Linked DNA regions of Homo sapiens: region 1 is linked to region 2. Evidence: chromatin loops called from intact Hi-C (ENCODE). Cell type or tissue: HepG2. All regions are shown on one strand. Links, peaks and the distances in the headings refer to the core of each region. The heading gives the core; the rest is flanking DNA.

Region 1 (16,558 bases), core at 8,053-16,052, 56 kb after region 2:
AGGTGAGAGAGAGACCTTTGTTCTGAGACTTACATATCAATTCTCAAAGCACTCGGTATGTCAAAGGGCAGTAGTTTGGGAAATCATTTTCTGCACCCCAACACTGCCAAAACAGATGGCATGAAGAGCCAGTGTTTGTTACTGGTTTTAATATCAATAAAATAAAACTAAAATGGTGTCACATGTTATTTCATTTAATGCATTTTAATATTTTTATATAATAGTTGGCCTGGTGATCATGTTCCCTTAAAAGAGACAATATCCTTTTTTTGAGATGGAGTCTCACTCTGTCACCCAAGCTGGAGGTGCAGTGGCACCATCTTAGCTCACTGCAACGTCTGCCTCCCGGGTTCAAGTAATATTCCTGCCTCAGGCTCTGGAGTAGCTGGAATTACAGGTGTGCACCACCACACCCAGCTAATTTTTGTATTTTTAGTAGAGACAGGCTTTTGCCATATTGGTCAGGCTAGTCTCGAACTCCTGACCTCAAGTGATCCACTCACCTCGGCCTCCCAAAATGCTGGGATTACAGGCGTGAGCCACTGCACCCGGCCCAGTATCCTTTTTATAAGATGAGTGAATGAAGTGGCAATTTGTGGGTGCTAGGTGATGCAAATGTTTGAATTATATTAAGTTGCTATTATTATAAAAACACTCGATTTTTTACATACATAAAAATCACCTTTGCAACTACTAGAGTAACTGCCCAATGGATTCTTCTTGCCTAGAAAGTGCTGATTTATCAAGATAGGGAAATTGCAACAGAGAAAGAATAATTCATGTAGAGCCGGCTATACAGGAGACTTCAGTTCAAAGTCAGTTGCCCTGAAAACTTTGGGATCTGGGTTTTTAAGGATAATTTGGTGGGTAGGGGCCAGTGAGTCAGGAGTGCTGATTGGTTGGGTTGGAGATGAAATCATAGGCAGTTGAAGCTGTCCTTTTGTGTTGAGTCAGTTTCTGAGCTGGGGGGCCAGGAGACCAGATGAGCCAGTTTATCAATCTGGATGGTGCCTCTCAAGGGCTGGGGCTGCAAAACATCTCAGGTAATTATCTTAGGTTTTACAATAGTGACATTATCCCCAGGAGCAATTTGAGGAGAGTCAGAGTCTTAGAGCCTCCCAGGTGCATGGCTCCTAAGCTATAGTTTTTAATCTTGTGGCTAATTTGGTAGCTCCACAAAGGCAATCTAGTCTTCAGGCAGGAAGGGGGTTTGTTTTGGGAAAGGGCTGTTATTATCTTTGTTTCAAAGTTAAACTATAAACTAAGTTCCTCCTACAGTTAGTTTGGCCTCCACCCAGGAATGAACAAGGACAACTTGGAAGTTAGAAGCAAGATGGAGTCAGTTAGGTCACATCTCTTTCACTGTCATAATTTTCTGAGTTAGGATTTTGCAACAGCGATTTCGCTAGTATCCAGTTAGACATAAATACACTCATACACACTGTGGGGGCCATCGGCTCTTGGTCTCCTAAAGGTTCACTGAAAAATTACTGATGAGGCAGATTGATTAGAAGGAGAAAAGGCATGCAAATTTACTTAACATGTATACATGGGAACTTTCAGAATGAAGATCCAACCTTTTAATAAACCACAGAAGCTTATATACCATCTTGAGGTTACAGAAGGAATGGGGGCTTGAATCCTGGTAAAAAAGATTATGGGATGGGGAGAAAAGGAATTCTAGGGAGGGTCAACAAATGGTTCTTAGGAAGCATGAATGGATCTGGAACAGAGATTAACTTGTAAATAGTTTTCCTTGGAGGCCATGCGGTGGCTCACGCCTGTAATCCCAGCACTTTGGGAGGCTGAGGCAGGTGGGTCACCTGCGGTCAGAAGTTCGAGACCAGCCTGGCCAATATGGTGAAAGCCTGTCTGTACTAAAAATACAAAAAATTAGCTAGGCGTGGTAACAGGGACCTGTAATCCCAGCTACTTGGGAGGCTGAGGCAGGAAAATTGCCTCAACCCAGATGGCGATTGCAGTGAGCCAAGATCACACCATTGCACTCCAGCCTGGGTAACAAGAGCAAAACTCTGTCTGAAAAAAAAACAAAAAACAACAAAAAAGTTTTTCTTGGAATTTAAATGATCCTTGGATACAGTCTTTATACTTTTTATATTTTATTTTATTTTATTTTATTTTATTTTATTTTATTTTATTTATTTTATTATTTTATTATTTTATTTATTTATTTTATTTTATTTAATTTTATTTATTTTATTATTTTATTTATTTTATTTTATTTTATTTATTTTATTTTATTTTATTTATTTTTATTTTATTTTATTTTTATTTTATTTTAATTTTTCTGAGATGGAGTCTCACTCTGTTGCCCAGGCTGGAGTGCAGTGGTGCGATCTTGGCTCACTGCAAGCTCCACCTACCGGGTTCATGCCGTTCTCCTGGCTCAGCCTCCCGAGTAGCTGGGACTACAGGCACCTGCCACCAGGCCCGGCTAATTTTTTTGTATTTTTTAGTGGAGATGGGTTTCACCATGTTAGCCAGGATGGTCTCAATCTCCTGACCTCTTGATCTGCCCACCTCAGCCTCCCAAAGTGCTAGGTTACAGGCGTGAGGCACCATGCCTGGTCTCATCATACTTTTTAAAGGGTATGCTCATTTTTGGTCACATTTAGAGAAAAAAAAAAAGTATGTACATTCTAGATAAGTTGTCGAATGGATTTATTTTTACCTGCTGCCCAGATACAGCAAATTTATCAAGACAGGGGAATTGCAATAGAGAAAAAGTAAACAGTGTGAGGCACATAGAGCCAGCTAAAAAGGAGACTGGTGTTTTATTACTCAAATTAGCCTCTCTGAAAATTCAGAGGGTGGGGTTTTTCAAGGATGGTTTGCAGGGCAGGGAGGTTAGGGGAATGGGTGCTGCTGATTGATTGAGGATGCAGTCATAGGGGTGTGGAGAATGGTACTTGTGGCTGAGTCTACTGCTGGGTATGGGCCAGAGGAGCAGTTAAATCAAAATTCTTGGGTCTTGGGTCATCAGAAATGCAAAAGCCTCAAAGGACATTATCTTACAAAAGCCATCTCATTGGGTTTTGTAAAACCAAAAGCCAGTCTTTGATTTTATAATAGTGATGTTATCTGCAGGAGTAACTGGGGCAGTTGCAAATCTTGTGACCTCTTGAATAATGGCTGGCAATCATTTACGCCTACATCTTAGCAGAATTCAGGCTCCTCTCATCCTGCTAATGTGGTGTCTTTCATTAGTTTTACAAAGCTGGTTTAGTTTTGGGGAAGGGCTGTTATAACTTAAACTATAATCCAAATTTCTTTGAAAGTTAGCTTGGTCCAAGCCCAGGAATGACCAAGGGCAGTTTGCAGAGTAAAGGAAAGATGGGGGTTGGTTAGATCAGAGCTTTTTCACTGTCGTCATTTTCTCATTGTTACAATTTTTGCAAAGGCAGTTTCAAAAATATTTTGGGGGTATTGGTTTCTGAGGTCCAACACACACACACATCTACTCACACACAATTCTTTCCTTAATAAAGACTAGATGTGTTTGCATAGGCCTGTGAAGAGGTTTAAGAAAAAAACATTGACTCCTGTAATCAAAGAGAGTACTATTTTGTATTTTCTAAAATGATTTTAAAATAATTTAAACATAATGCTAAATTATGATGTAGAGCTAGAGAACAAAAAGCATGTGTATTCTAGATAAGTTACAAAACTGATGAAACAAACCGGCAGTAATCACAGAATCCAGTGATTAATGTTTTGACGCATTACTTCCTGGACATTTTCCTGAAACGTGCTCTTAAGAAACAGAAGATGGTTGTAGTGAAACTGCCTTTGCAAAAATTATAAATAGTAAGGGAAATCAAACATAATTGACTCCATCTTGCTTCTACCAGGCTAAATTGCTTTTGCTCATTTTTTGTGGAGGCCATAATAGTCCTTTTCTTAAACTTATCCCCTCCTGGTTTAAAGATTGAAACCATGTTAGTAAAGACTAATAAAAGGCCACAAGATGAGAATTACGGTGTTACAGGAAAGAGGTCCCAATCCAGACCCCAAGAGAGGGTTCTTGGATCTCATGGAAGAAAGAATTCAGGCTGAGTCCACAGTGCAGAGCAAAAGCAAATTTATTAAGAAAGTAAAGAAATGAAAGCATGGCTACTCCATAGACAGAGCAGCCCTGAGGGCTTCTAGTTCCCCATTTTGATGGTCATTTTGTGATGATATGCTAAACAAGGGGTGGATTATTGATGCCTCCCCCTTTTAGACCATATAGAGTAACTTCCTGATGTAGCCATGGCATTTGTAAACTGTCAGCACTGGTGGGATTGTAGCAGTGAGGATGACCAGAGATCACTGTCATTGCCATCTTGGTTTTGGTGGGTTTTGGCTGGCTTCTTAACTGCAAACTATTTTATCAGCTAGGTCTTGTTGACCTGTATCTTGTGCTGACCTCCTGTCTCATCTGGTGACTTAGAATGCCTTAACCATCTGGGAATGCAGCCCAGTAGGTTTCAGACTCATTTTACTGTGCTCCTATTCAAGATGGAGTTGCTCTGGTTCACATGCCTCTGACAATGGGAGGGCTTGAACTTTGCTAAAAAATAGGCATGGTTAAACAATAGCCATTAATTGCTTGCTTAGCTTGCTTTTCTATAGCTGCCTGCTGTCCCAGAGTCATAAACCAGAGATCAAAAGATTGTGACTTCCCAAACTGCTCCTATAGATAACATTACTATTTTGAGACCTTAAAGGGCTGGTCTTTGAGATATTTTTCAGATTTAGTATTTTGGCAGACCAAGAGATACCACCTGGACCTGTGACCAAGAAACTAACTCAGCTGGTTCTGTTACCTACAGCTGGGAATTGACTCAGCTGTAGCTTTGATACCCCTATAATTTCATCCTTAGCCAATCAATTGTTTCAGTTCCCTATCCCCCTACCCACCAAAATACCTTTAAAAATGCTATGATATGGTTTGGCTGTGTCCCCACCCAAATCTCATCTTGAATACTCACGTGCTTTGGAGGGACCCAGTGGGAGGTGATTGAATTATGTGGATGGGTTTTTCCTGCACTGTTCTCATGATATTGAATGAGTCTCTCAAGATCTGATGGGTTAAAAAGGGGAGTTTCCCTGCACAAGCTCTCTTCTTTTATCTGCCACCATGTGAGACATGCCCTTCATCTTCTGCCATGATTTTGAGGCCTCCCCAGCCACGTGGAACTGTAAGTCCAGTAAACCTCTTTGTTTCATAAATTGCCTGGTCTTGGGTATGTCTTTATCAGCAGCATGAAAACAGACTAATACATCCTACCTCTGAATTCTTGGGGAGATGGGCTTGAGAAACATCTCCTGTCCCTCTTGTGTGGCTGCCCTGCAATTATTAAACTCTTTCTCTTTCTCAATACTTGCTGTTTTTGGTGTGTTGGCTTTTTCAGAGTAGTAGGCAAAAGTAACCCTTTGGGCTGTAATGGTGGGGTAGAGTACAGGAAGTAGTAGTAGAGAGAATGAGAACTAGAGTCCATATTCTACACCTCATAGGCCTCAGTCAAGCTACTCTTTACTCCTCTGCAATGGAATCACCCAGTGGCTTCTTCCTGCCTACTGTACAGACAAAACCAATTCACTGTGAGACCATGGCATTGCAGTAAGGGAAGCATTTAATTGACACAAGGCTGGCCATACCATGCAGGAGACACAGTTATTACTCAAATCAACCTCCCTGAAGGCTTGGAGGTTGGGGTTTTTCAAGGATAGTTTGGTAGGCAGGGGGCTAGGGAGTGGGGAATGTTGATAGGTTGAGGATACCATTATAGGGGTGTGGAAAGTGGTCCTCATGCGCTGAGTCATGAGTTGTGGGTCAAGGTGGAGTCAGCCAGTCATCAGAAATGCAAAAGTCTAAAAAGACATTTCAAAAGGCCAATCTTGGGTTCTGTGATAGTCAAGTTATCTATAGGCATAATTGGAGAATTCACAGATCTTGTGACCTTCAAACATTGGCTTGCTAAGTATACCTACTTTTTAGCAGAATTCAGGCCCCTTTCATAATCCTAACCTTGTGGCCTTTCATTAGTTTTACAAACGCGGTTTAGTTTTTGTAAGGGCTATTATCCTTACTTTAAGGTTAAACTATAAACCAAATTACTCCCATGATTAGCTTGGGCGACACCCAGGAATGAGTGAAGACAGCTTGTGAGGCTAGGTGCAAGATGGAGTCAGCCATATTTGATTTTTCTGCAAAAGTAGTTTCAGAAACAAGTGCTTTTTTTTTTTCCTTTTTAATGTGATTCTAAATGTCCCTGCATTAGGACATGGCATCTCTATGATTTAGGCACTTATGAATGAGTGCTCATGTCAGAGACCTGAAGATGTAATGGTTCCATCAGTTAGTGTTAAGTTTAGCCTAAAACTGCCTTCTTACATGGTTAAGTTTACCCTAAAGTTTCTTGGTACATAGTGAACTGTAACCTAACTGAATGTGTAAACAGACTGTAACGACTACAACCTACTGTTGTAGCAATCACTGAGTTTTTACCAATCAAAGGAGGACAACTGTTTAAACCGTATTCCAATAAAACAAATGCCAAGCTGTAACCAATCTGACTATTTCTGTAGCTCACTTCCATTTTCTGTAAGTCACTTTTTTTTCACTGTCCATAAGTTATCTTCAATGATAGAACAGGGCTGGAGTCTCTTGGAGCCTGCTCTGGTTCAGGAAGCTGCCTGATTCATGAATTGTTCTTTGCTTGGTTAAACTGTTAAATTTGTCTAAGGTTTTTATTTTAACAATAAGAATTATTTCTCTCTTACCCAAATACAGCCCAGGAGGAGGCAGTTCAGAACTGGTGAAGTGGCTTCATGGTATTACTATCTTTTAGCTCATGGCTTCTATTCTTTATTTTTTTGAGATGGAGTCTTACTCTGTTGCCCAGGCTGGAGTGCAGTGGCATGATCTCAGCTCACTGCAACCTCTACCTTCCAGGTTCAAGCAATTCTCCCTTTCTCAGCCTCCTGAGTAGGTGGGATTACAGGCACCCGCCACCATGCCTGGCTTTTTTTTTTTTTTTTTTGTATTTCTAGTAGACATAGGGTTTCACCATATTGGCCAGCCTGGTCTCGAACTCTTGACCTCAGGTGATCCACCCACCCAGCTCGGCCTCCCAAAGTGCTGGGATTACAGGTGGGAGCGACCATGCCCGGCCTATTCTATACATTTTCTAGAAATTTTAGAACTGTCTTTTTAGATTTAAATCTGAAACTTACTTATGTTTATAGTGTGGGGTAAGGATACAACCTTCTTTTTCCTGATGATTGCCCCAAGCGGGTATTTTCTTTAACCTCTTCTAGCTACTAGCCAGAACTTTCCCTAGAAAATGCAGGAGGCGCCAAGACACATTCTTATTCTTTCTAGACTTCACAAAGACCTACACTCATTTGTTTGCACTATTTTTTAATGATTCTCTCTGGGCTTCCAGTATATTCAATGCATCTCTCTTTGCACTTTTAAGTGGCATCATAAATATGGGTGGCAGCTGGGCGTGGTAGCTCACACTTGTAATCCCAGAACTTTGGGAGGCTGAGGTGGGTGGATCACTTGAGGTCAGGAGTCCTAGACCAGCCTGGGCAATATGGCAAAACCCCGTCTCCACTAAAAATTCAAAAACTAGCTGGGCGTGGTCGTGCTTACCTGTAATCCCAGCTACTGGGGAGGCTGAGGCAGGAGAATTGCTTGAACCTGGGAGGCAGAGGTTGCAGTGAGCTGAGATCTTGCCATTGCACTCCAGCCTGGGCAACAGAGCGCGAGACTCTGTCTCAAAAAATAAAAATAAATAAATAAATAAATAAATAAATATAGGTGGCATCATAATGATCTTTTCGCAAATATTTTTCCCACACAGTGCTGTGAACTGCTTGAGAGTAGGAACTGCCTTTATTAACTTTGTATCTCTGGTACTTACTATTTATAGTTTCCTCAGTAAACAATTGTGTGTTTTGTTTGTTTTTGAGATGGAGTGTTACTCTGTTGCCCAGGCTGGAGTGCAGTGGTGTAATTTCAGCTCACTGCAACCTCTGCCTCCCAGGTTCAAGTAGCTGGGACTACAGAATCCCGTCACCATGCCCAGCTAATTTTTGTATTTTTAGTAGAGATGGGGTTTCACCACGTTGGCCGGACTGGTCTCAAATTCCTGACCTCAGGTGATCCACCAGCCTTGGCCTCCCAAAGTGCTGGGATTACAGGCATGAGCCTACGCACCTGGCTAATAAACAATGGTTAAATGGAATTTATAAATTAATAAAACATGGCCATATCTTACATACCCTTCGTTACTGGTTCCATTTAGAAGTTGATTCCTAATGACACAATAGGAGGCATCTTTTTTTAAAAAAAGTTGTTTTATTTTAAAAGATAGGGGTCTTGCTATGTTGCCCTGGCTGGTGTGAAACTCCTGGCCTCAAGTAATCCTCCCAACTCAGCCTCCCAAAGTGCTGGGATTACAGGGGTGGGCCTCCACACCCAGTCATTATGAGGCATCTTAATCTCATTAGCCTGTCTCCAAATCCCATCTCAAACTGAGAATGTTTCCTAAACAAAGTTAATCCCTTTAAAAATGTTGTCTGGGGGCTGGGCGCCGTAGCTCACGCCTGTAATCCCAGCACTTAGGGAGTCCGAGGCGGGCAGATCACCTGAAGTCGGGAGTTTGAAAGCAGCCTGACCAGCATGGAGAAACCCCGTCTCTACTAAAAATACAAAATTAGCTGGGCATGGTGGTGCATGCCTGTAATCCCAGCTACTAGGCAGGCTGAGGCAGGACAGTCACTTGAACCCGGGAGGCTGAGGTTGCCGTGAGCCGAGATCGTGCCATTGCACTCCAGCCTGGGCGACAAGAGTGAAAGTCCATCTCAAAAAAAAAAAAAAATGTTGTTTGGGTTTCTATTAGCTTCAGCCCTGTAGCATCACATTTTTGCATATAGTTTACTTTAGGGAGCTTCTATCCATTAATTCTAGTAGCTACTATGAAGGCCAAGGGAAAGTTCCCTATCCTTTGAAGGTTCACTGAAAAGTCAACTCACAACTCACAAAAGGCAGGTTAATTGGGGCATGCAAGTTGTATTAATTCACACCTGGGGAGAATCACAGATGGGGTTAGCCGCCCTGCAAGGAGGTTCTGAAGATTATATGCCACCCTGGCAACATAGGTTATGGGAGGAGAGAGGAGAAGAGGAATTCTGTTGAGGGGTTTACTAGGGGGAATGAATGGATCAGGGAACAGAGATTAATTTGAGCATTATCTTGTGAACATGTCTGTCCAGGTGTGGTTACACTCTTGGTCTTCAGGGAGGGGAAGAAAAAACAATTGTTCTTGGTGGGTCTGGATTTTTGGCAGATAATAGAAATTAAGCTTCAGAGACAGTGGGTGGGAGGGTTAGAACTTGAGGCTTCTTCAGTAGGTCAAGGTGTCATTTTTGGAACATCAGCTACTGACCCCCAACACCACCAACAAGCTGTATTTCCACGATTCCAGCACAGTAGTCCCCCCTTATTCTATTTCACTTACCATGGTTTCAGTTATCTGCAGTCAACAATGGTCCAACAATATTTGCGTTTTGAGAGAAGAGAGAGAGAGACCACATACACACAACTTTAACTACAATATACTGTTACAATGGTTTTATTAGTTGTTGTTAATCTCTTGCTGTGCATAATTTGCAAAACTTTATGACAAGTATGTGTGTGTGTCAGGCTGTTCTTGCATTGCTATAAAGAAATACCAGAGACTGGGTCATTTGTAAAGAAAAGAGGTTTAATTGGCTCGTGGTTCTGCAGGTTGTACAAGGATGGAGCCCGCATCTGCTCAGCTTCTGAGGAGGTCTTAGGGAGCTTTTACTTATGGCATTCTAACATGGCGAGAACAGGAGCTTGCACATCACTTGGCAAAAGCAGGAGTGAGTGAGACAGAGAGGTAGAGAGGTGGGGTAGGTGCCCTGCACTTTTTAACAACCAGATCCAATGAGAACTCACTCTTTATTGAGAGGACAGCGCCAAGCCATCAAGGATTCACCCCCCTGACCCAAACATCTCCCATCAGGCCCCAACTTCAATGCTGGGGATTGCAATTCAACAAGAATTTGGCAGAAACATGTGTTCAAACTATATCAGTATGTGTAGGAAAAAATCAGTATACGTAGGGTTTGGTACTACCTGCTGTTCCAGGTATCCAACTGGGCATCTTGCAATGTACCCCCATGGATAAGGGGGACTTCTGACTTAGACGACCTTCCCAGGGACAGTGAGGTAGCTGTTCATTCGGGAAATATTCACAGCAAGTCTACTGAGGACTAAACTCTGATTTTTTATCTTGCCCAAATTCCTATCTAAGGGGACTGGGGAGTCATGCCCTACAAATCCAGTTCTCATCAGATGGGCTTTATTTAACTGTATATATCATGATTTACTTTCCAACCTGACTCTGGCATCACATTATGAGACAAGGAAGAAAAACAAAGTATTTTACCCCAAAAACATGTTTCTTTGCCATTATTTTGAAATGGCCCTGCAAAGCTGTCCTTCATGGGGGAAAATTTACATCTGTAAAGACTCTCTGTTAACATAGCTGGATCTTTTTCTTCCAGACCCTCCCAATCTTAAAGTGATTAAGAGTCTAGAACCTTTTAAAGATACGAATAGGAAATATTTTTCTATTGTCTCTAATGGCAGCCACTATAAGATTTCAAAAGAACCTTGGTCTTCACAATCTTTTATCTTAACCTGAACATTCCCTTTCTGTGGATCCCAGGTCTTTAGACAAACTCAACCAATTGTCAACCAGAAAATATTTTAATTCACCTATAGCCTGGAAATACCCCCCTACCATCCCCCACCCCCTTTGAGTTGTCCCGTCTTTCTGGACCAAACCAATTATTTCTTAAATGTATTTGATTGATGTCTCATGCCTCTCTAAAATGTATAAAATCAAGCTGTGCCCCAACCACCTTGGGTACATGTTCTCTGGACCTCCTGAGGGCTGTGTCACGGGCCATGGTTGCTCATATTTGGCTCAGAATAAATCTCTTCAAATATTTTACAGAGTTTGACTCTTTGCTTCGACACTACCGTCTGCAAGTTCTTGTGCTAGCCGCTGTGGGAAAGACACAGCTGAGTCAGACATGATCCCTGCCCTCAAGGAGCTTGTGACACCACAGTGAAGACAAGTCTATTTTGGTGAGTTTGTGGAGACAGGAGATAGAACAAGCATGGCCGTGGCTGCCCTTTGCTTCCGTGGTGCTGAGCAGCAGCAGGGGCAGCTGTGAGCAGGCAGCTGGTCTTGGCAGGAAGCAGAGCACCACCCAAAGACTGGAGTGAGGAAATAAGGCCGCCTTTACAATTTGGCAAATGACTGGCCTTGGGAATGTGAGTAGAGAGAGAGTAGCAAATTAAGATTATCTCACCTGAGAAGATTCAGAAGTTTCCTCTGCATTTTGTGAATAAGCAGTGTGGGCCTGCCTGCCTGCCTGCCTGCCTGCCTGCCTGCCTGCCTGCCTGCCTGCCTGCCTTCCTTCCTTCCTTCCTTCCTTCCTTCCTTCCTTCCTTCCTTCCTTCCTTCCTTCCTTCCCTCCCTCCCTCCCTCCTTCCTTCACTCCTTCCTTCCTTCCTGTGAATAAGCAGTGTGGGGCTTGCTTGCTTGCTTTGAGTAAGTAGTGTGGGCTTTCTTTCTTTCCTTCTTTCTCTTTCTTTTTCTCTTTCTCTCTCCCTCCTCCCTCCCTCCTCCCTCCCTCCTCCCTCCCTCCTTCATTCCCTCCATCCATCCCTCCCTCCTTCCTTCCCTCCCTCCTTCCTTCCCTCCCTCCTTCCTTCTCTCCCTCCCTCCTTCCGTCCCTCCTTCCTTCCCTCCTTCCTTCCCTCCTTCCTTCCCTCCTTCCTTCCCTCCCTCCTTCCCTCCCTCCTTCCCTCCCTCCTTCCTTCCCTCCCTCCATCCCTCCCTCCTTCCCTCTCTCCATCCCTCCCTCCTTCCTTCCTTCCCTCCCTCTTTCCTTCCCTCCTTCCCTCTTTCCCTCCTTCCTTCCTTCCCTCTCTCCCTCCTTCTTTCCTTCCCTCTCTCCCTCCTTCCCTCCTTACCTCCCTCCTTCCTTCCTTTCCTCCTTTCTTTTCTTCCTTTTCTCTTCTTCTCTTTCTCTCTCCCCCTCCCTCCTTCCCTCCCCCTCCCTCCTTCCCTCCCCCTTCCTCCTTCCCTCCCCTTCTCTCCCTCCCCCTCCCCTCTGCCTCCCCCTCCCCTCTGCCTCCCCCTCCCCTCTGCCTCCCCCTCCCCCTCCCCCTCCCCTCCCCTCCCCCTCCCCTCCCCCTCCCCTCCCCTCCCCCTCCCCTCCCCCTCCCCTCCCCCTCCCCTCCCCCTCCCCCTCCCCTCACCCTCCCCCTCCCCTCGCCCTCCCCCTCCCCTCGCCCTCCCCCTCCCCTTCTCCTCCCCCTCCCCTTCTCCTCCCCCTCCCCTTCTCCTCCCCCTCCCCTTCTCCTCCCCCTCCCCTTCTCCTCCCCTCCCCCTCCCCTCCCCTCCCCCTTTCTTCTTTCCCTCCCCTCCCCCTTTCTTCTTTCCCTCCCCTTCCCCTTTCCTCTTTCCCTCCCCTTCCCCTTTCCTCTTTCCTTCCTTTCTTTTCTCTCCTCTCTCTTTCTCTTTCTCTCTCTCTCTCTTTCTTTTCCTCTTTAATCTCTTTTCTCTTTTCTTCTTTAATCTCTTTTCTCTTCCACTCCAGGCCATGTGAAGTGCATCCAGGAGGGCTGTCTAGAGCAAGGGGGAACTTTGAGTGCAGAGAGGATGTGGAGCTCTAAGGAGGAACCTACAGGCTGTCCCTGTCTTTCAGCAAATTGCATCCAGTCTGAGCTTCACTTTGCAACCCTGATTAGAAACCAGTTTGATCACACTGGGTCTTTCAACCGTTTGTCTGTGGCTAGAGTTCATAACTTCATCTTTGTTAAGAGCCCACTACCTAGAACATTTATTTAATGTTAGAGCTCAAAACACCCTACCTCCCCTCTCCTCATCTTCTTTAGTGCCTTCAGTCTTTTTCAAACCCTAGCTCCAGCCTAATAAGTAACACATTAACTGGGTTTTCCTATTTATCTATCCTCTCGCATTACTTCTCTGAGTCAGAGCCTCTTCTCTCTAAGTCACGGGAACTGCCCTTGCTACTTGTGACCTGCCCTTTACTCAGCAGTTTTTGTTCTGGGAAGCCCTGGGATTCTGCTAATACCTATCACTGTAGGTGCTGAAGGGAAACAGATGAAGAACATGACCTCAAGGAGCTTCCTGTCAATGAGAAGACCAAGCTGACGCCTGGCAAAGGTAAATGCCACCATAACAAATTAAGTAAAAGTGTGCATTAGCTAATTTGTAAATTCAGCTTAAGATGAATCCTGCTTCTTGGGCCCTTCTCTGACGCTGGTGTTGGGACTGTAGGATTCCTCGAGCCTCCGTCAAGGTTAACATCAAATCCCACTGGCTTCTCTCAGCACCACCTTGATGACCCTAGCTTAGTTTCTCTGTTTCCCATGACTGGAACTCTTAGACCTTTCCACAAACATACAAGGATTTATAATTCAAAGCTCAAGCGATGAAGTTGAAGCTTTTGGCCCATAGGAAGCCTGAACTAGTGATTAGGAGAAAAAGATTGAGGAGTCTGAGTGGGAAGAGTTAGCTATTTGAAAGACAGCATTATAGTAGTAGTCATTGTAGGAAAACTCAGGACTGGGTTGGACTTACTTATATTATGTTGCTTTATATTTTGGTTACTGAGGGAGGTGAAGGTCATCCTTTCAGTTCTTGGGATGTCTAAATAGCTTCATGACTCCTGGGCTGTTGGATAAATTTGCTTTCAGCATCATCTGGCTGTACCTTTTGTCCTTAGCAGGGGTAAAAGGAACCCTGTGAAAAGCATCATACCCCAGGTTTCAGTTTTTGCCTTGAAATGTGCCCGGGATCCCAGGCAGTCTGGGACTGCGCCCTTTCTCCCTCTTGCCAAGTGTCCTGTATGTTCTTCAGGGCTAGCATGGAATTAAGGTGAGGAAGCTGCTGGCCATCTTTCTGAATGCTTGCCTGATCTCTGCAGGTTGCCTCACCCCCGATCTTCCTGTGCCCTTCCGCAGCCATTCTGTCCCCTCTCCTGTACCTCCCTGGGGTCAGTTGCAGCTCATCCCTGGTCTTATTCTGCCTGAGGTGCTGAGGGTGACAACTTACAATAGAGTCTCTCCACAGAACACAGAGATGGAGGGCAATTCTTAGTCCTTTCCCTCACTACATCATAAACATTAACACTTCTGCTTGGTCCAGAGTTCAGGAATGCTACTTGTAACCACCTTGAGTTATTTTGTCAGTAAAATAGGTCTTTGTGGGCTAGCACTGGATCTATTTCATGATAACCTTCACTGAGGGGCTGTAAGTACCAGGCTATATTTGCCTGGTCCTTCATATGTATCTTGTTTAATCTTCTCAATAGTAGTAGAAAACAAATATTAGCATTAGCTTCTATTATGCAAAAGAATTCACTAAAATACAGACTGATGAATGAATTTGTTGCAGATCATTCAGCTTGAATGTGGCAGAGCCAGGATTCAGACCTAGCTTTTTTGGGCTGAGTCCCACGCTGGGCTTTATTACTAGGTACTTGACGTTACTATAATGTAGACCATCTCAACAAAATAGAGCCACGATTTCTTAATGTGTTATTAACAAATACTTAACACATAACCAACTTACTTTGGTTACCTTAAAAATAAAATATTTGGCTGGGCATGGTGGCTCATACCTGTAATCCTAGCATTTTGGGAGGCTGAGGCGGGGAGATTGCTTGAGCTCCTGAGTTCAAGACCAGCCAGGGGAACAGCAAACTCCATCTCTACAATAAATAAATAAATAAATAAATAAATAAATAAATAAATAAATAAAAATAAAAATAAATCAGCTGAGTGTAATCTCAGCTACTCAGGAGGCTGAGGTAGGAGGATCGCTTGAGCCCAGGAGGCAGAGGTTGCAGTGAGCTGAGATGGCGCCACTGCACTCCAATCTGGGCTGTACAGCCAGACCTTGTCTCAAATGACAACAACAAAAATATTCAGGCCCGGCACAGTGGCTCACATTTTTAATCCCAGCACTTTGGAAGCCCAGGAGCTTGAGACCAGCCTGGGCAACACAGTGAAACCGCATCTCTACAAAAAAAATACAAATAATAAAAATTAGCTGGGCATGGTGGCTTGTGCCTGTAGTCCCAGCTACTTGGGAAGCTAAGGTGGAAGGATGGCTTGAACCCAGGAGTTCGAGGCTGCAGTGAGCTATGATCTGCCACTGCACTCCAGCCTGGGTGACAGCGAGACCCTGTCTCTGAAAAACACATACACAAACAAAAGCCCTCAACTATTCAAGGTGTTGTCTCTTACTGAGGGAATCTATAATGCAGTTTTTATGGGAATGAAGGTGAGACTTGAGGGGGGCACCAAAGAAAAGTAAGATACTAATAAAGTGGAGGAGTTTTTCTAGATTAGAATACTGAAGCAAGTGCTTATCCCATAATCATTCTTGTCCCAGAGATTTTATACTCAACAATGGAAAGTCACTGAGAATCCCAGTACCGCAGAAAACAGCCTGTGGAGCAGGGCCCACGTAGGGGTGCAGATGACCCTGTTACCAGAAAGGGGTCCCGATCCAGACCCCAACAGAGGGTTCTTGGATCTTGCGCAAGAAAGAATTCAGGGCGAGTCCGTAAAGTGAAAGCAAGTTCATTAAGAAAGTAAAGGAATAAGAGAATAGCTACTCCATAGACATAGCAGCCCTGAGGGGACTACTGGTTGCCCATTTTAATGGTTATTTCTTGATGATACGCTAAACAAGGGGTGGGTTATTCATGCCTCCCCCTTTTAGATCAAATAGGGTATCTTCCTGTTGTTGCCATGGTATTTGTAAATTGTCATGGCACTGGGGGCAGTGTAGCAGTGAGGAGGACAGGAGGTCACTCTCGTCACCATCTTGGTTTTGGTGGGTTTTAGCTGGCTTCTTTACTACAATCTGTTTTATCAGCAAGATTGTTATGACCTGTATCTTGGGCCTATCTCCTCTATCTCATCCTGTGATTTAGAATGCCTTAACCATCTGCTAATGCAGCCCAGTAGGTCTCAGCCTCATTTTACCCAGCCCTTATTCAAGATGGAGTTGCTCTGGTTCAAGCACCTCTGACAACCCTACATGACTTTCTTGTCTTTGCTGTGGCTTCATCTAAGTCAGAGGCCGGTGGGCAGAGGACCAAAAAATAAAATACCTAAATTCTCTGCGCTGAAAATCTTGGAGGTGTGTGCATGTAAACAATTTGTGCACCAAGAAGGCAACTCTGACTCATCTCCATTATTGCCTCATTATCTTCAGGAGAAATCCACCCTTCTCAACTCTACTTTGTAATGCTGGAGGTTATTCATGCCTCTTGCAAACCACGTTTCTGCTTAAACTCTGCCAATAAAGGGCACTGGAGGGAGACAGCCGGCTGGAGGAGGGACTTCCTGTTTGCTTCCTATCTGCTTCCTGGTTCTGTGAGCATCACCATGTCA
Region 2 (16,558 bases), core at 2,777-10,776:
ATGTTGTCAGGACTTCCTGAGGCTGTGTCACAGGCCCGTGTCCTAAACTTCGGCAAATCTCCTGAAATGATTGAGACTTGTCTCATTTTTCTCGAATGACAGTAATTACAAGGGTGAAGTTGGAGACAGAAAGGAAAAGAAATCGGGGCCCATACACAAAGCCATACGTTCACACAAACAAATGGTGCACTTCCAAACAAAATCCCTGGTGGAGGCTGGGTGAGAGCCTGAATCCTCCACCCCAGTTCCGAAATGGCTCCATGGACATCTGAGTCCCATCTGAGCAGAGCTGCTATGGTGTTACAGGACAGAGCAGGAGCATCACCATCTTGGACAAACACCGCCATTTTAAGTTCCCCTTGATTAAAAACCACCTAAATCCAGCCCCCAGAAGTCAACCTAATGGCTAATGCCAGCATGACCATAAACCACAAATGGTACCTCCGACTGGAAACATTCCAACCCCTAGATAAACCCCCCTCCGACCAGAAACATGCCAACTCTGCAATAAAACTTTCCTCTGCCCAGAACCATTCTGAACCTAAGACAAGCTCTCCCTCCCTAAACCCTTAAATACCCTTAGTCTGTAAGAGAGAACACTCCTGACCTAAATTGGCCAGAAGCCCCTCTCCGGTTTATTCTCCAAAATAAACCTGTCTTTGACTGTTGAGCCACTTTTTGTGTTTGTCTCCTTTCTTTAACCCTTACTCTGTACATACAAACAAAAATGCTCAAATGATACCACTAGCAGCCAGGTCCTATGCACGGCAGGGCTTCAGTGACACCTCAAAAGAGGCAGAGGGTAGTCAGGGGTACTCCTGACCAACTTAGTTCTGAAGTTTACTGGGTTTCTGTTTTTCTTTTTTTGAGTTCACTTGCTTTGTATCAGCAAAGTGTTGAAGGCAGCAAACATCATGCAGGGAGGCAATAGGGAGGTGCCTCCAAAACAAAAGCATTTTTGGCAGCCGCTGGGAAATTCCCTAATGTTCCCATCTTGGGGTTCGCTAGCCACCAGCAGCTGCTACTCCCAGGCAACCTCATACCTTGCCCAGTAGCTCAGGCACAGGCCTACCCGTAGCGCACAGTGCTTCCCCGTACAGGCCACCAACATCATAACTGAAAGGTGGGTTAGTTGTTCACATGCCGAGTCCAATTAACAAGAACGAGGCCTGATACAAAGCAAGTGAATTGATTCTGAAGCTATTATAGCTTGGGGAAGATGTACAGATGTCCTGCTGTGTGGCTTTACTTGTGGAGCAGAAAACAGGCATTTTTATAAGGTAAGGGAAGAAATGAGCAAGGGCGGGGGTTCCCTGCTAGCTTGCTGTTTTAGCCATGGGGCAGTTGGCGCTTTCCTAGGCAGAAGTAAGTTGTAAAAGTGGCCACTGCCCATACGCTTTCAAACGCCTGCCTGGAGGGTGGAAGTTACCTGGGGAGCATGCTTTGGTTTGCAAATCTACCGTCAGCTCTCTAGGAAAGATCTGTCTTGGGGCATAAAGTTAGAAGAATTTGCCATGTAGGGAATGTCTGGTGAGACAGGAGGTGAAAGGTTATATTTGTACTTCTGAAGGGCTAATTAGGAAACAGGGAGCCACAGAAACAAGAGGGAAGGTGTGGGGTGGGGATGGGTGGGGGGGTGGTGGGGTGGGGGTGGGTGTGGAGGAAGTAATTAAATCGTTGTGAACCATTGTGAAGTATCTGAGACAGATCTCAATTTAGAATGTTTACTTTGCCAAGGTTAAGGACGCACTGTGACAGCCTCAGGAGATTCTGATGACCGGTGCCCAAGGTGGTCAGAATACAGCTTACTTTTATACATTTTAGGGAGACATAATGTATCAGTCAATATGTGTAAGATCTACATTGGCTGGATCTGAAAGGGTCATAGGTAGATTTAAATTTTTTCTGATTGGCAATTGGTTGAAAGAGTTATCAGTAGAAAGGAATGTCTGGGTTCTGCTGAGGGATTGTGAAGCCCTAGGTTTTATGTAGATGAGCCTCCAAGTAGCAGGCTTACAATGGACTGTAAATGTTTCTTATCAGACTTAAGGTCCCTATTGGTGTTAATGCTGGAGGGGTATAATGAGGCATATCCTGCCCCCCTCTTCCATCGTGGCCTGAACTAGATTTCCAGGTTAACTCTAGAATGCCCTTGGTTGAGAGGAAGGGTCCATTCAAATGTTTGGAGCAGGGGAGCCTTAGAATTTGTTTTGGTTTAACCACTCTAGAAAAATGGGGCTACTTGGAGACGGGGCGTAGTGGCTAACGCCTATAATCCCAGCACTTTGGGAGGCCAAGGCAGGCGGATCACCTGAGGTCAGGAGTTCAAAACCAGCCTGGCCAACGTGGTAAAACCCTGTCTCTACTAATGATACAAAAATAAGCCGGGCATGGTGGTGGGTGCCTGTAATCCCAGCTACTTGGGAGGCTGAGGCGGGAGAATCGCTTGAACCCAGGAGGCAGAGGTTGCAGTGAGCCGAGATCATGCCATTGCACTCCAGCCTGGGCAACAGGAGCAAAACTCCATCTCAGAAAAAAAAAAAAAAAAAAAAAAGTGGGGGTGCTTGGTTACACTCTGAAGTTCCTACAGTGACCCTACCAGGGTCCATGTGATCTGTCTTGCCCCCTCTACCATTTCCTCTTTTTCTTAGCACTTCTCCACTCCTCCTTGCTTTTTGCTCTGGGGAAGTTAACTTCCCAGCAAGCCAAACCACTCCCTACCCCAGTGCCTCTGTTCTTGCTGTTTCTTCAGATATCTACAGTTCCCTGAACTTTCAGGTCATTACTCAAACGTGACCTTCTCAGTGAGGACTTTCCTGACTCCATAAAAATTTCCTTCCTCTAGCACTCTCTTGCCTTTTCTTGCTTTATTTTCTGTAACACTTACCCATCTGATATACCATATAATTTTACTTATATATTGCCAGTTTCATTCCCCTAGAATTTAAGCTCGTGAAGTAGGACATGTTGTTTGTTTATGTAGAAGAGTGCAATAAAAGGTGCTCAGAATTATCCATTGAATAAACAGATGAATGGCTGGGGTCTCCAGGGCAATGCCTTTAGGGCCCAGTTATGCAACATTAATGTATGAAGCCACAGTATTAAAAACAATAGAGGAGGAAAACGGAAGCATGCATTCCCCTCTTAAGTGCATTGACTTTAAAATAACAGCAGTGGCAATCACAAACACAGTCCCAGCTAAACAAACGTTGCCTATGATTTGCAAGTTTGCATAGGATGTACCAGAGCAGCAGATGTCTGAGGCCTGGACCTACTAGAACTGCTGACAATAAATGGCTCTGACAAGATGTGGTGGCTCTTGCCTGTAATCCTAGCACTTTGGGTGGCCGAGGTGGGAAGATCGCTTGAGCTCAGGAGTTAAAGCCCAGCCTGGACAATAAAGTGAGACCCTATCTCTATAGAAAATAAAAAATTAGCCAGGCCTGGTGGCATGTGCCTGAAGACCCAACTTTCCAGAGGCTGAGGCAGGAGGATCGTTTGAGCCCAGAAAGTTGAAGCTGCAGTGAGTTACGATCATCATGCCACTGTACTCCTCCCTGGGCAACAGAGCAAGACTCTGTCTCAAAATAAGAGGCTCTATGGAGATACGCCTATGGTTTTCCTTGAGGAATCTTCTAAGAATTTCTGTGATTACCCATTCTAAAGACATTGATTGTTGAGATAATCGTTCATTTTATTTAAAAAAAAAAACTTTCTTTCAGGTCACGTATGTGTTTCAGTTTTTTTTTTTTCTTTTGAATCAGACCCTCAGAGTTACGTTACTCATAGTTTGAAGCTAGAAAATTTAGAGTTGAGTTTGTGGCCCAATTTCTTAACCCATTTAGGCTGGAGGTTGCGATTTTTTGAATTGCAGACGTGTGAAAAATCAGACCTTGGTGGTGACCTGGAGCAGTAGGATATAAACAACTCCCACATGCTTAGTGTTCCAATAATGGAACACCAGGCATACATGGGTTAAGGGAATAAGACTTCTTGGTATGTGTTTTTGTATTAGCCACGTTTTTTATTCCGTTTTGTATTCTGTCCATATTGATGAAAACTTCAGCCGAATTAAATTTAAAGGAGTTGAATTGATCAATGAAAAATGTGCGAATCGAGCAGCCCCCAGAATCACAGGAGATTCACAGAGACCCCAGGGCTTCCACGTGGTGGAAGATTTATTGACAAAGAGAAATGGCATACAGAAATTGGAAGTGAGGTACAGAATGGCTGGATTGATTACAGTTCGGCGTATGCTTTATTCGAACACAGTTTGAACCCTCAGCAGTGTATGAATGGTTGAAGTATGGCCACTTCTTGTCATACTTGGATTGGCCAAGACATAGCTATTGTTACAGGCTCAGACTCCTAAGTTAGGTTTTCAATTTTGTCTGTTAAGCTAGGTTACAGTTCATTCACAAGGACTCAAATACAGAAGTACGGTGTCCTTGGGCCATATTTAGTTTGCTTTAACACTTTTGTTCCTTTGTTTCATCTTTCCTCTGGCTTTTGTTGCCTTAGTATGTTTTATTTTATTATTTATTTGTTTATTTATTTTTTACAGCCCAGAGGTCCTTTATTTATTATTATTTTTAACACCTCTTATGCCATGAATTCATAGGGAAGAGGTTCCAGCAGCTCAGGCTCCTTCCCATTGGTTCTCACAAAGTGTGCTTCTCTGGGTGGAGCAGGCTGGTGCTTCAGTTGAACCCAGGTAGCTTTCTCTTTGGCTTCTTTGTTTTTCTGATCATTTTTCTTCACATGTTTCAGGAAGCTATCTTGGCTCTTAGAGTGCTCAATGTGCTCAATACACACATTAATTCTCTTGGCAAGAATCTTGCCCTTAACTGTTTGTTTACAACAATGCCAACAGCATGCTGGGGGACACGGCAGACTCTTCCAGTTTAGCCGTGGTAACACTTGTGGGGCGTTCCTTTTTGAACAGTACCCATTCCCTTGATGTCTACAATATCACCTTTCTTATAGATTCACATATATGTGGCCAAAGGAACGACTCCATGTTTTCTAAAAGGACTAGAGAACATATATCGGATGCCTCTCCTCTTTCCCTTTGTGTTGGTCATTTTGGCGAATTACTGGAAGATGGCGGTTCCCGCCGAAAGGCGCCTTAGTATATTTTATGTATATTTTAGTTAAATCTTCTTTTTAGATAAGCTTGGATTCAAGTAAATTAATTAACTGAATGAATACTAACTTGCTCAGACTCCAGAAATGGAAGACACCCAGAGGAAATAGTTTCCTTTCTTCTTCCCCGTTCCCTCTCTTGCCCTCCCTCTGTCCCATCCCCCCTCCCTCTCGTCTCTCTCTCTCTTGTCTCTCTTTTAATTAATGTTTTCCAACTCAAAGGTGTCACATGCTTTGATCATTACTGGAAATTGAGAGAGAATTAGAAGTGAGAGAGGAATATGACGGGGGTCTGAGAGGGAGGAGAGGAGATGGAAGAGGCCAAAGAGGAAGGTGGGCCTAATGGTGAGAAAGGGGGTGTGCATGACAGTTTTTTCTTTTTTCTTTTTTTCTGAGACGGAGTCTCACTCTGTCGCCCAGGCTGGAGTGCAGAGTGCAATGGCATGATCTCAGCTCACTGCAACCTCCACCTCCCAGGTTCAAGTGATTCTTCTGCCCCAGCCTCCCAAGTAGCTGGGATTACAGGCACCCGCCACCAAGCCCGGCTAATTTTTGTATTTTTAGTGGAGGCGGGGTTTCACCATGTTAGCCAGGCTGGTCTTGAACTCCTGACCTCAAGTGATCCACCCTCCTCGGCCTCCCAAAGTGCTGGGGTTAAAGGCATGAGCCACCACACCTGGCCAGACATAGCTTTTTCCAAAGCAGACCCCGAGCAATACAAAAACTATTCCCACAGTGACCTGGCTGTGACCATAGGTGCCGTGTGCGCGTGTGTTGAAGGAAGGGTAGCTTCCTATTGGGTTGTTTAGGAGTGTTTGATATGCTTTTCCTCATGATGCACATGGGTGCGGGGCCTGTGCAGCAGTGACCAATTACACCATCCCAGGAAGACACCTACTCATTAAAGACTCCCATATGCCCTCCCATTGTTCATTTCTCAGGAACTTCAATGTGAGTTCACTGGACTCCCATTGTTCCTTTCTCAGGAACTTCATATTTGTGGTCAGAGCAAATTCAACTGCATGTCCTGCCATGAGCTAGGCAAACACAGTTGTGAAACTGATAGCAACCCTGACACCAGGGATAAAGAGTCCAGTGGAGTTAACAGAAGAGAGACAATAATTGCTTGCAGTCTGTAATCCATGTGTACACAGCAAAATACCTAGTGTCTCCCCAACTTCTGTGCTCTACTAATGCATTTATTGTGAGCACAAGGTAAATATTTAATCTTGCCTACTTTATCTTCCTCAATATCTGTGTTTATTCTAATTCTTATATTGATTCCAGGTTCACTGAAATCAACAAGTGTTCCTCCATTCGGGGATATAGCCCTGAACTTTCCTGACAGCTGGAAGCTCCCCCCCGCTTTTTTTTTTTTTTTTTTTTTTTGAGGTAGAGTCTCGCTTTGTCACCCAGGCTGGAGTGCAATGACGCGATCTCGGCTCACTGCATCCTCTGCCTCCCGGGTTCAAGCAATTCTCTTGCCTCAGCCTCCCGAGTAGCTGGTGCCACCAAGCCTGACTAATTTTTGTAGTTTTAGTAGAAACAGTGTTTCACCATGTTGGCCAGGCTGGTCACAAACTGCTGACCTCAAGTAATCCACCTGCCTTGGCCTCCCAAAGTGCTGGGATTACAGGTGTGAGCCACCACGCCAGGTCTGGAAGCCCTTTATCACACTTAATGGCAATTGTATGGCTCATAGATGCCCATAAACTCTTCTCAGCTTAGGTGAATGATTATATTTCCTTTTCTGTCTGGGTTCTCTTCCTGCTTTCATTAAACATGTGTGTGCGTGCACACACCCCTCTCTGATTTCACATAGCAGCCCCCAGAGTGTGGTGTCACACCAACCTACTCAAGTTCTTACTGTCTTTCCTTTGGGCAGGTAGCTAAGTAAACTAGTTCAGTTGTGTTATTCAACTTCCTTGTGACCAGAATTTAGTCAAAAAAATAATTTTTTTGAGATAGAGTCTCATACTGTCACCCAGGCTAGAGTGCAGTGGCATGATGACGGCTCACTGCAGCCTCAGTCTTCCAGGTTCAAGTGATTATCCCACCTCAGCTTCCCAAATATCTGGGACTACAGGTGTGGGACCCCATGTCTGGCTATTTTTAAACATTTTTTTCGTAGAGATGGGGGTCTCACCATGTTGCCCAGGGTCGTCTTGAACTTCTGACCTCAAGTGATCCTCCTGCTTCCATCTCCCAAAGTGCTAGGATTACAGGAGAGTAATCTGCACCCAGCCCAGTAACAAATAATTGTCAAGTACCTACTATATGCTACATACTGTTCTAGGCACTGGGGATACAGCAGCAAACAAAACCGACCATCCCTGCCCTCATGGAGCAAATTTTGCAGTGAAGCGAGACAGGCAATAAACAAGGAAAATATAAGTGTTGCGGAGGTAAATGATAAACTAGTAAAAGGGATAAGGGGTCTGTGTGTTGTGTGTAGGGATGTAATTTTGAATTGAGTAATCAGGCCGGGCACGGTCGTTCACGCTTGTAATCCCAGCACTTTGGGAGGCCAAGGTGAGTTGATGACTCTGAGCTCAAGAGTTCAAGACCAGCCTGGGCAATAGAGCTAAACCCCGTCTTTACTAAAAATACAAAAAAATTACCTGGGTGTGGTGGTGCATGCCTGCAATCCCAGCTATTCGGTGGCTGAGGCACAAGAATAACTTGAAGTCAGGAGGCAGAGGTCACAGTGAGCCAAGATTGTGCCACTGCACTCCTGGCTGACAGGGCAAGACTGTCTTATAAATAAATAAAATTGCAGTGAGTAATCAGAGCTGGGTGTGGTGGTATGATGCACCAGTGTTCCCAGCTGCTCTGAAGGCTGAGGTGGGAGGATTACTTGAACCCAAGAGTTTAAGGCTGCAGGGAGCTCTGAACGTGCCATTGCGCTCTAATCTGGGGAACAGAGCAAGACCCTATCTTAAAAACAACAAAAGTCGTGAGTGATCAGTGAAAGCTCTGCTGTGAAGGTGACATTTGATAACTGGGGAAGACTGTTCAGGTAATGGGGGCACATGTGTGTGCAGAGGCCTGAAGAAGGTGCTGGTGTGGCAAGAATAGCCAAGAGACTCATCACTGGACCCGATGGGGAGAGGAGTAAAAGAAAAGGTCCAAGAATTGGAAGAGATGGCGGGCAGGTCATGTAGGGCCTTACAAAGAATTTGACTTTGGCTGAGAGGGGAGCCGTTAGAAGGTTGTGAACAGAGGAGCAATGTGATCTGACTTCTCTTTTAGCTTTTAGTTCCCTGTAGCTGCCTTGTGGAGAACAGCCAGAGACAAGGCTAGAAGCAGGGAGTCCAGTTAGATGGTGGCATGGCCTCAGGGCAGTGAGGTTTGGTAGTAGTTGTAATGTCTTCAGTGTCAAGAAACTTGAATTTGACTTGGTCCAAAGGCATGAGAAGTCATGGAAGATGAGGGTGGGGTTGGAAATTTACATAATCAGAAACACCTGTTCTGTTCCCTGTGGTAATAGGAGTGTGTGTGTATGTGTGAGTGTGTGTATGTTTGCAAATTAGCCTTAAGATAATATTTTAGGATATTGCCTGAAAGGCACATAGAGCCCATCTTTCCCAACCCTTTAAGTTTGATAAAAAACCAGAGCTGCGCGCAGTGACTCATGCCTATAATCCCAGCACTTTGGGAGGCCAAGGTTGGTGGATCACCTGAGGTCAGGAGTTCAAGACAAGCCTGGCTAACATGGTGAAACCCTGTCTCTACTAAAAATACAAAAATTAGCCAAGAGTTATGGCAGACACCTGTAATCCCAGCTACTTGGGAGGCTAAGGCATGAGAATTGCTTGAACCTGGGAGGTGGAGGTTGCAGTGAGCCAAGATTATAACCACTATACTCCAGCCTGGGTGACAGGGCAAGACTCCATCTCAAAAAACAAAAAAAAACAACAACAACAAAAAAAGGGAAACCAGGGCCCAGAGGGAGGAGAGGGACCATCTTGCCTTAGGTTACATCAGTGGCACACAGAGCTGTGGACTGGACCTCTGGTCTGAGCCCAACTGTGGCCCGGGCCATGCCACACCGGTGACTGTCTGAGCAATGCTCTTGCCTCACTGCCAACTTTCCAGTGGCCTCTAACATGGCAGCTTGGGAAGAGCAGTGAGTTCCACATCAGGAGCTCAGAGTTCTAATTCCATCCTGCCCCTGCCTGAGGCTCCCAGACCCTCCCAGACTGGCAGTTTTCATATAGTGAAATGAAGACATTCACTTAGAGCCTATGGGTTTCTCCCCTACCTTGACAGTCTGAATTGTATTTTTGTATATTTTTGAAAAGCCCTCTTGTACATATTAACTCATTGAATCCTTAACTGTGAGTGTAGATGGACAAAGATGTTCCTTGATGTTATAGATGAGGGAATTCATCTGAAAAAGAATTAAATGACTTTTCCTGGCATGTTCAATGAGTAAAAAGCAGGACCCGAATTTTTGAATTCTTCTTCCAGTATATTTCCACTATCCTATACCACTGAAATAAAATAATTTCCCTTTAGCTGTCTGCTTATTAATTGAAAATTCTTCCAAATGAGATCCACCTACACTTCAGTAGGGGTTAGCATGGGCTTGACTGATAGGAGGGACTCAACAATGGGGTTAAATGAAAAAGAGGAAGTTAAGTGAAAAAGACCTTTTGGAGAAAATTAGCCACTTGGCTCTCTGGCTTTACGATTGATGTTCTTCCTGTGTTCCTTTCCAGTCTGTGCATCTGACCCCGTTTATGTGCCATCATTTGTTACTCTGCTTGTGGCCATTAAATTCAATGGAAAAATATATTTGTACTGTCATCACAACCTTGTTTAATAATACGTCTCTCCCATTGAAATACACTTTCATTGCCTTTGGATGGGGCAAAGTAATTGAGTGGGAGAAAAATACAGTGCAAGAATAAATTGAAGGCCGGGTGCGGTGGCTCACACCTGTAATCCCAGCACTTTGGGAGGCTGAGGCGGGTGGATCACCTGAGGTCAGGAGTTCAAGACCAGCCTGGCCAACATGGTGAAACCCCGTCTCTACTAAAAATACAAAAATGACGCGGGTGTGGTGGCGCAGCGCCTATAGTCCCAGCTACTTGGGAGGCTGAGGCAGGAGAATCGCTTGAACCCGGGAGGCAGAGGTTGCAGTGAGCCAAGATCGTGTCACTGCCCTCCAGCCTGGGCGACAGAGTGAGACTCAGTTTCGAAAAAAAAAAAAGAATAAATTGAAAGTGTTATTACTTGCAAGTCAACTTCTTGGTTCAACTAATTTTAGAATTTAGTAGAACTTCACAACCAGGACTTTTTGGTACAAGAAACATGCAACTTTAGTTGACTAATCTGGAAGCCAAAGAGCACAGTACTGACCTGGGGCCTCTTAGAGATTTGGAGGCTGGTCTATTACTTGGGCTACACATTTCCTGTTCTTCAGCAGGGAAATTAGGCTCTCCTTTCTTTCACTTAGGGCAGAATTCATTGCAGAAAGAGAAATACTGTTTATATTTTTGGCATTTTGAGGGCAGGACACAGAATGAGGTTAACTTGAAATAATATCCTCTGGGCAGTAAATTACTAATCTTGCTGTTGGAAAATTCAAATTGAAATGCAAAGCAAAACTAGCAGGTAACCAACAATCGACTATCAAATCAATGGTCAGGAAACAGGGTTATACTCAGGGAGAGTATTAAGTTGTATCTACATCTTACATTGTTGACCAAGATAAATTCCAAATGGATTGATGATTTACGTGTAAAAACTAAAGTTATAAATGAGTTTTTATTTATATAAGTGAGAATATCTTCCTCCCACTATCCCTTCTTTCCTACAGAGTTACTTGCCAAGGGAGAATTCCTGTATATGCTTAGAATGGGGAAGATCTTTGTAGCTATGACTCAAAAGCTGGAATCTAAAAGTGAAAGTATATAAATTTGACAACATTGCAAACAAACCAAAATCCCTCCACTTGGTAAAACAAAATATTCACCATAAGGTAAAAACCAAATGGCATAGCTGGGTGTGGTGGCTCACACCTGTGATCCCAGCACTTTGGGAGGCTGAGGATTGCTTGAGACCAGGAGTTTGAGACCAGCCTGAGCAACATGGTGAGACCCCATTTCTACCAAAAAAAAAGCGAATGGCATCCTGGGGAAGAATAGCTGCAACTCATCACAGAGTAAGGAAGAAGAGCTAAACTTCCAAATACAGAAAAGAGCTAGAAACAAGAAAAGAACCAAAACTCCAAAGAAAGATGTGCAAATAATGTGAACAAGGCCAGGAATGGTGGCTCACGCTTGTAATCCGAGCACTTTGGGAGGCTGAGATGGGAGGATCACTTGAGACCAGGCATTTAAGACCAGCCTGCGTAGCATTACAAGACCTTGTCTCTACCAAAAATAAAAAAAAAGATTAGTCCCAGCTACTCAAAATGCCAAGGAGGGAGGATAGCTTGAGCCCAGGAGGTCAAGGCTGCAGTGAGCTATTATCAGAACACTATACTCCAGCCTGGCTGGCAGAGTGAGACCCTGGCCTCAAGAGATCCTCTTTCCGTGGGCTGTCCAAGATGCTAGGATTATAGGGATGAGCCACTGTGGCTAGCCTGGTGTTGCCTTATTTGATCATGATTTGAAAAATTGGCCATCTTTGATTAGCTGAAACTTGGTGATTGGCACAAGACCAGATTGTAGTCTGTTTATACACCCAGTTAGGTTACAGTTCACTATGAAGGAGGCAGCTTTAAGCTAAACATTTCATTATTATTATTTTGAAATAAGGTCTTGCTCCATCTCCCATGCTGGAGTGCAGTGGCACGATCTCAGCTCACTGCAACCTCCACCTCCTGGGCTTAAGCGATCCCCCCACCTCAGCCTCCTGAGTAGCTGAGACTACAGGCATGTGCCACCACAACTGGTTAACTTTGTATTATTTGTAGTGGTGAGGTCTCACCATGTTGCCCAGTTCCCAGGGTCACCAACTCCTAGACTCAAGTGATCCTCCCACCTCAGCCTCCTAGGTATCTGGGACTACAGGTGCATGCCACCATGCCTGGCTAATTTTTTGTATTTTTAGTAGAGATGGGGCTTCACTATGTTGTTCAGGCTGGTCTTGAATTCCTGGACTCAAGCAATTCACCTGCCTCAGCGTTCCAGAGTGCTGGGATTACAGGCATGAGCCACTCCGTCCAGCCTGACGATATCTTACAAATGTACCTATGTTTTGTCACAGTAGTTTCATTTCTGGGGGCTTATTCTACAGATATATGTGCTTTCATATGAAATTATGTATATGAAAACTTATTCATTGTATCTTTGCAATAATGAAAGATGAGATACAACCCAAATGTCCATTAATAGAAGAGGTCTAGCCATGGTAGATACAATGGAAAACTATGCAGCTGTAGATGTGTAAAGATGTCCAAGATCTGTTGTTAACTAAAAGACAAACCAAAAAAACCCAACCAACCCTCATCAAGGTGGAGAAAAACAATATCCATATATCTTAGGTACAAGAAAAGATGGGGGGTGGCAGTGGTAAGAATATATTTGCTTGAGCCCAGGAGTTTGAGGTTATATAGTAAGCTATGATTGTGCCACTGTACTCCAGCCAGGATGACAGAGCAAAACCTGTCAATTAATCAATAATAAATAATTTTAAAAATAGTAAATATAGATAAATACCTATAAATATAAAATTTTTAAAAAATTGGCCTGGAGCAGTGGCTCAAGCCTGTAATCCCAGCATTTTGAGAGGCCGAGGTGGACAGATCCCTTGAGGTGAGGAGTTTAAGACCAGCCTGGCTAACATGGTGAAACCCCGTCTCTACTAAAAATACAAAAATTAGCTGGGCGTGGTGTGTGTGCCTGTAATCCCAGCCACTTGGGAGGCTGAGGCAAGAGAATTGCTTGAACCTGGGAGATGGAGGTTGCAGTGAGCCGAGATCACGCCATTGCACTCCAGCCTGGGAGATAGAGCGAGACTCTGTCTCAATCAATCGATCAATCAATCAATCCCTTATGTGTGTTTAAAACATTTTGGAAGGATATATAGCAAACCAATAAAAGCGGTTTTATGTCAAGGAGGATGTAGGATATGGATGGTAAAAGAAAAGGGTAAGTGGTAGCAGGATTTTTCACTGTATACCTTAATACAACACCTTTTGGTGAAATAGACATATGGGAAAGAATAGAATATCAGTGCTTTGCAAAATAAATTATTAAGTGAACACTATAAAGCCATTATCCAGATCAAGAAATAGAATGCTGCATGGTTGGGCATGGTGACTTATGTTTGTAATTCCCAGCACTTTGGAGGGCTGAGGCAGGAGGATCACTTGAGGCCAGGAGTTTGATAATAGCCTGGGCAACACAGTGAGACCACATTTCTACATATTAGCTTGGTGTGGTGGTGCCCAGTTGTGCCTGTAGTCTCAGCTACTTGGGAGGCTGAGGTGGGAGGATCGCTTAAGTCTGGAGTTGGAGGTTGCAGTGAGCTATGATCACACCACTGAAATCTAGCCTGTACTACAGAGTGAGAACCTGTCTCGAAAAATAAAAAGGAACACTGTATCACCCCATAAACCCTGTCTTCTCTATCACAACCTCTCCCCAAAGGTAAGCACTATCCTGATTTATGGTCATCACCTCCTTGCTTTATAGTTCTGTCACCTAGATGTGCAAATCCAAAGACCATTTGTTTCGTTCACGTTACTAGCCTCATATTCCATGTCCTTTTGTAATGGTTTCTTTTTGCTTAACATTTTTTGGGTTAGATTCATCCATGTTGTGTATAGCTGTAGTTCATTCATTTTTATTGCTGGGTACACTGTTAAATGAATATTCTATAATGTATATATCTGTTCTACTGGTTTTTTTTTTTTTTTTTTTTTTTTTCCCCGAGGCGGAGTTTTGCTCTTGTTGCCCAGGCTGGAATGCACTGGCGTGATCTCAGCTCACGGCAACCTCCACCTCCTGGGTTCAAGCGATTCTCCTGCCTCAGCCTCCCGAGTAGTTGGGATTACAGGCATGCGCCACCATGCCTGGCTATTTTTGTGTTTTTAGTAGAGATGGGGTTTCTCCATGTTGGTCAGGCTGGTCTCGAACTCCCAACCTCAGGTGATCCGCCCACCTCGGCCTCCCAAAGTGGTGGGATTACAGGCATGAGCCCCCGTGCCCCGCCCTTTTTCTACTGTTGATGAACGTTTGGGTTGTTTCTAGTTTTGGGCTATTAATGATAAGGGTGCTTGAAACATATTTTTTTTACATGTATCTTGGAGAATAAGCACACGCATTTCTGGTGGTTATATACCTAGGAGTGGAATTGCTGGGTCTCAGAGTGTGAATCTCTTTCATTTCAGTAGATGCTGCCAACCTGTTTCAAACTGGCTGTACTAATTTATACTCACAGCAGCAGTGTGCTGGAGTTTCTATTAATACACATCCTCTCTAACACTTGGTTTTATTGGGTTTTTATACTTTTACCCTGGCTGGTCTGTAATGGTAGTTGGTGATGGGAGGTTGTAATTCACATTTTCTTGATGACTAATGAGGTTGAGCACATTTTTATGTTTATTGGGCATTTGAATTTTCTCTTGTAAATGCCTGTCTCTTTCCATATTTTTTTAGTTTCTTTTTTGCATTGCAAAAGGGAGTGTTTCTTTTCCTTCCATGGGTCTCTGCTTGATAGTGTTTTGTGATATGTGTTGCAAACACCATCTCCGCCTCTGGCTAGTCTTTTTATTTTCATTATTTTACTCTCACTTTCTTTACCTAGTGACATTTACCTGCTGTTATTTAAAAATATATCCTGACAATCTTTTCATTATCTGTACATAAAGAGCTCCCCCTGCCTTTTAAAAAATAATTGCATTGCATGAATTTCCTATAATTTTAATTAACTTTCCCTATTGGTGGATGTTAAAGTTTCTAGTACTTCGCTATTGCAAACCATGCTTCAATAAATAATCATTATACTAACATAGTTTTAAATACATTCAAGTACTTTTATAGGAAAAAATTCCTAGAAATGGTATTGTAGGTCAGAGAGTAGGTACATTTGTTTTTTTGATCGCAAGGGTCAAATTATTCTCCATAGATGCTCTCTCCTTGCCTGAGCACCTGTTTCTGCATAGTCGCATGTGTGTGGCTCTGTCAGACTTCTGTTTTTTCTTTTCTTTTCTTTTTTTCCTTTTTTGGAGACAGAATCTCGCTCTGTTGCCCGGGGTGGAGTGCAGTGGTACGATCTTGGCTCACTGCAACCTCTGCCTCCCAGGTTCAAGTGATTCTGGTGCCTCAGCCTTTGGAGTAGCTGGGATTACAGGTACCCGCCATCATGCCCAGCTAATTTTTGTATTTTTAGTGGAGGCAGGGTTTCACCATGTTGGCCAGACTGGTCTCGAAGTCCTTACCTCAAGTGATCCACCCTCCTCGGCCTCCCAAAGTGCTGGGATTACAGGCGTGACCCACCACGTCCAGCCTAGGAGACTTAATTTTGATAAAGTCCAATTTATCTATTTTTTAATGTATTGTGTCTTTGATGCCATACTTAAATTTTTGCCCAACCCAAGGTCACAAGTATTCTTCTGTGATTTCTTCTAGATATGATAGTTTAGATTTTCAATTTAGTTCTATAATTCATTTTGAATTAATTTGAGGTAGTGTCCAAGTTTTATTTTCCTTTTTTTGCTTATGGAATTCCAGTTGTTCCAGGATTGTTTGTTGAAAAGACTTTCCTTTTTCCAATGCATTGACTTGTGTTAACTGACATGTATAAAAAACATCAGCTTCTCATATGTATATGGGTTTATTTCTTGATGCCATTCTATTTCATTGATTTATTTGCCTATGTTTATACTGACGCTATGTTGTCTGGATTACTCTAACTTCATAATCTTGTAATCAGGTACTGTTAGCCCTTCAACTTTCTTCTTTTTCAAAGTTGTTTTGGGTAATATAGGTCCTTTAAATGCTTTTTATGAATTTTAGAGTAAATTTTAGAATCAGCTTGAAAATTTCTACAGAAAAGGCAGCTGAGATGTGGATTCAGACTGATTGCATTGAATCTATGTGTTAATTTGGAAAACAAATTTTAATTGATGCTTTTATTCTTTTGCTGATAATCTTAGGATCTTAAAACACTTTGAGTTCATTTTATATCCCACTCAACTTATATGCTATTGTTGTCAAGTATTTACTTCTGTGTGCATTTTAAACACCACAAGACATTGCTATTCTTGTTTGATATTCATTTAGATTACTGCTTTTGTTTCTCTTTGTTCCTTCCTTTATTTCTGTGCTTCTACCTGGGATCTACCTGGGATCAGTTTTGCCTACCTGAAGATTACTCTTTTTATTTTATTTATTTATTTATTTATTATTATTTTTTTTAGATGGAGTCTTGCTCTGTCGCCCAGGCTGGAATG

The links. Peaks named below come from ENCODE experiments on the same cell type or tissue, not always from the same donor. Only the 100,000 strongest peaks of a DNase experiment are listed, where the experiment ranks them.
Region 1: a loop joins it to region 2, with 2.8 times the contacts of the local background. A loop is called at or near these places in 5 of 110 quality-filtered maps.

Annotation. Positions count from the first base shown.
Region 1 is chr15:59,598,669-59,615,226 of GRCh38, forward strand. It overlaps GCNT3 (glucosaminyl (N-acetyl) transferase 3, mucin type), which reads left to right and starts at 13,115. Exons shown (of 3, transcript NM_004751.3): 1 at 13,115-13,313. In HepG2, for the core only: a CTCF peak has its summit at 11,310; a DNase peak (open chromatin) is centred at 13,123; H3K4me3 peaks cover 1,802 bases.
Region 2 is chr15:59,548,010-59,564,567 of GRCh38, forward strand. It overlaps the pseudogene RPL21P117. Among named protein-coding and RNA genes, the nearest start is that of GCNT3, 55 kb to the right of the region's middle. RefSeq lists enhancers at 652-1,422, 1,423-2,193. In HepG2, for the core only: no CTCF peak of the experiment used is centred there; DNase peaks (open chromatin) are centred at 3,122 and 6,182; H3K27me3 peaks cover 323 bases.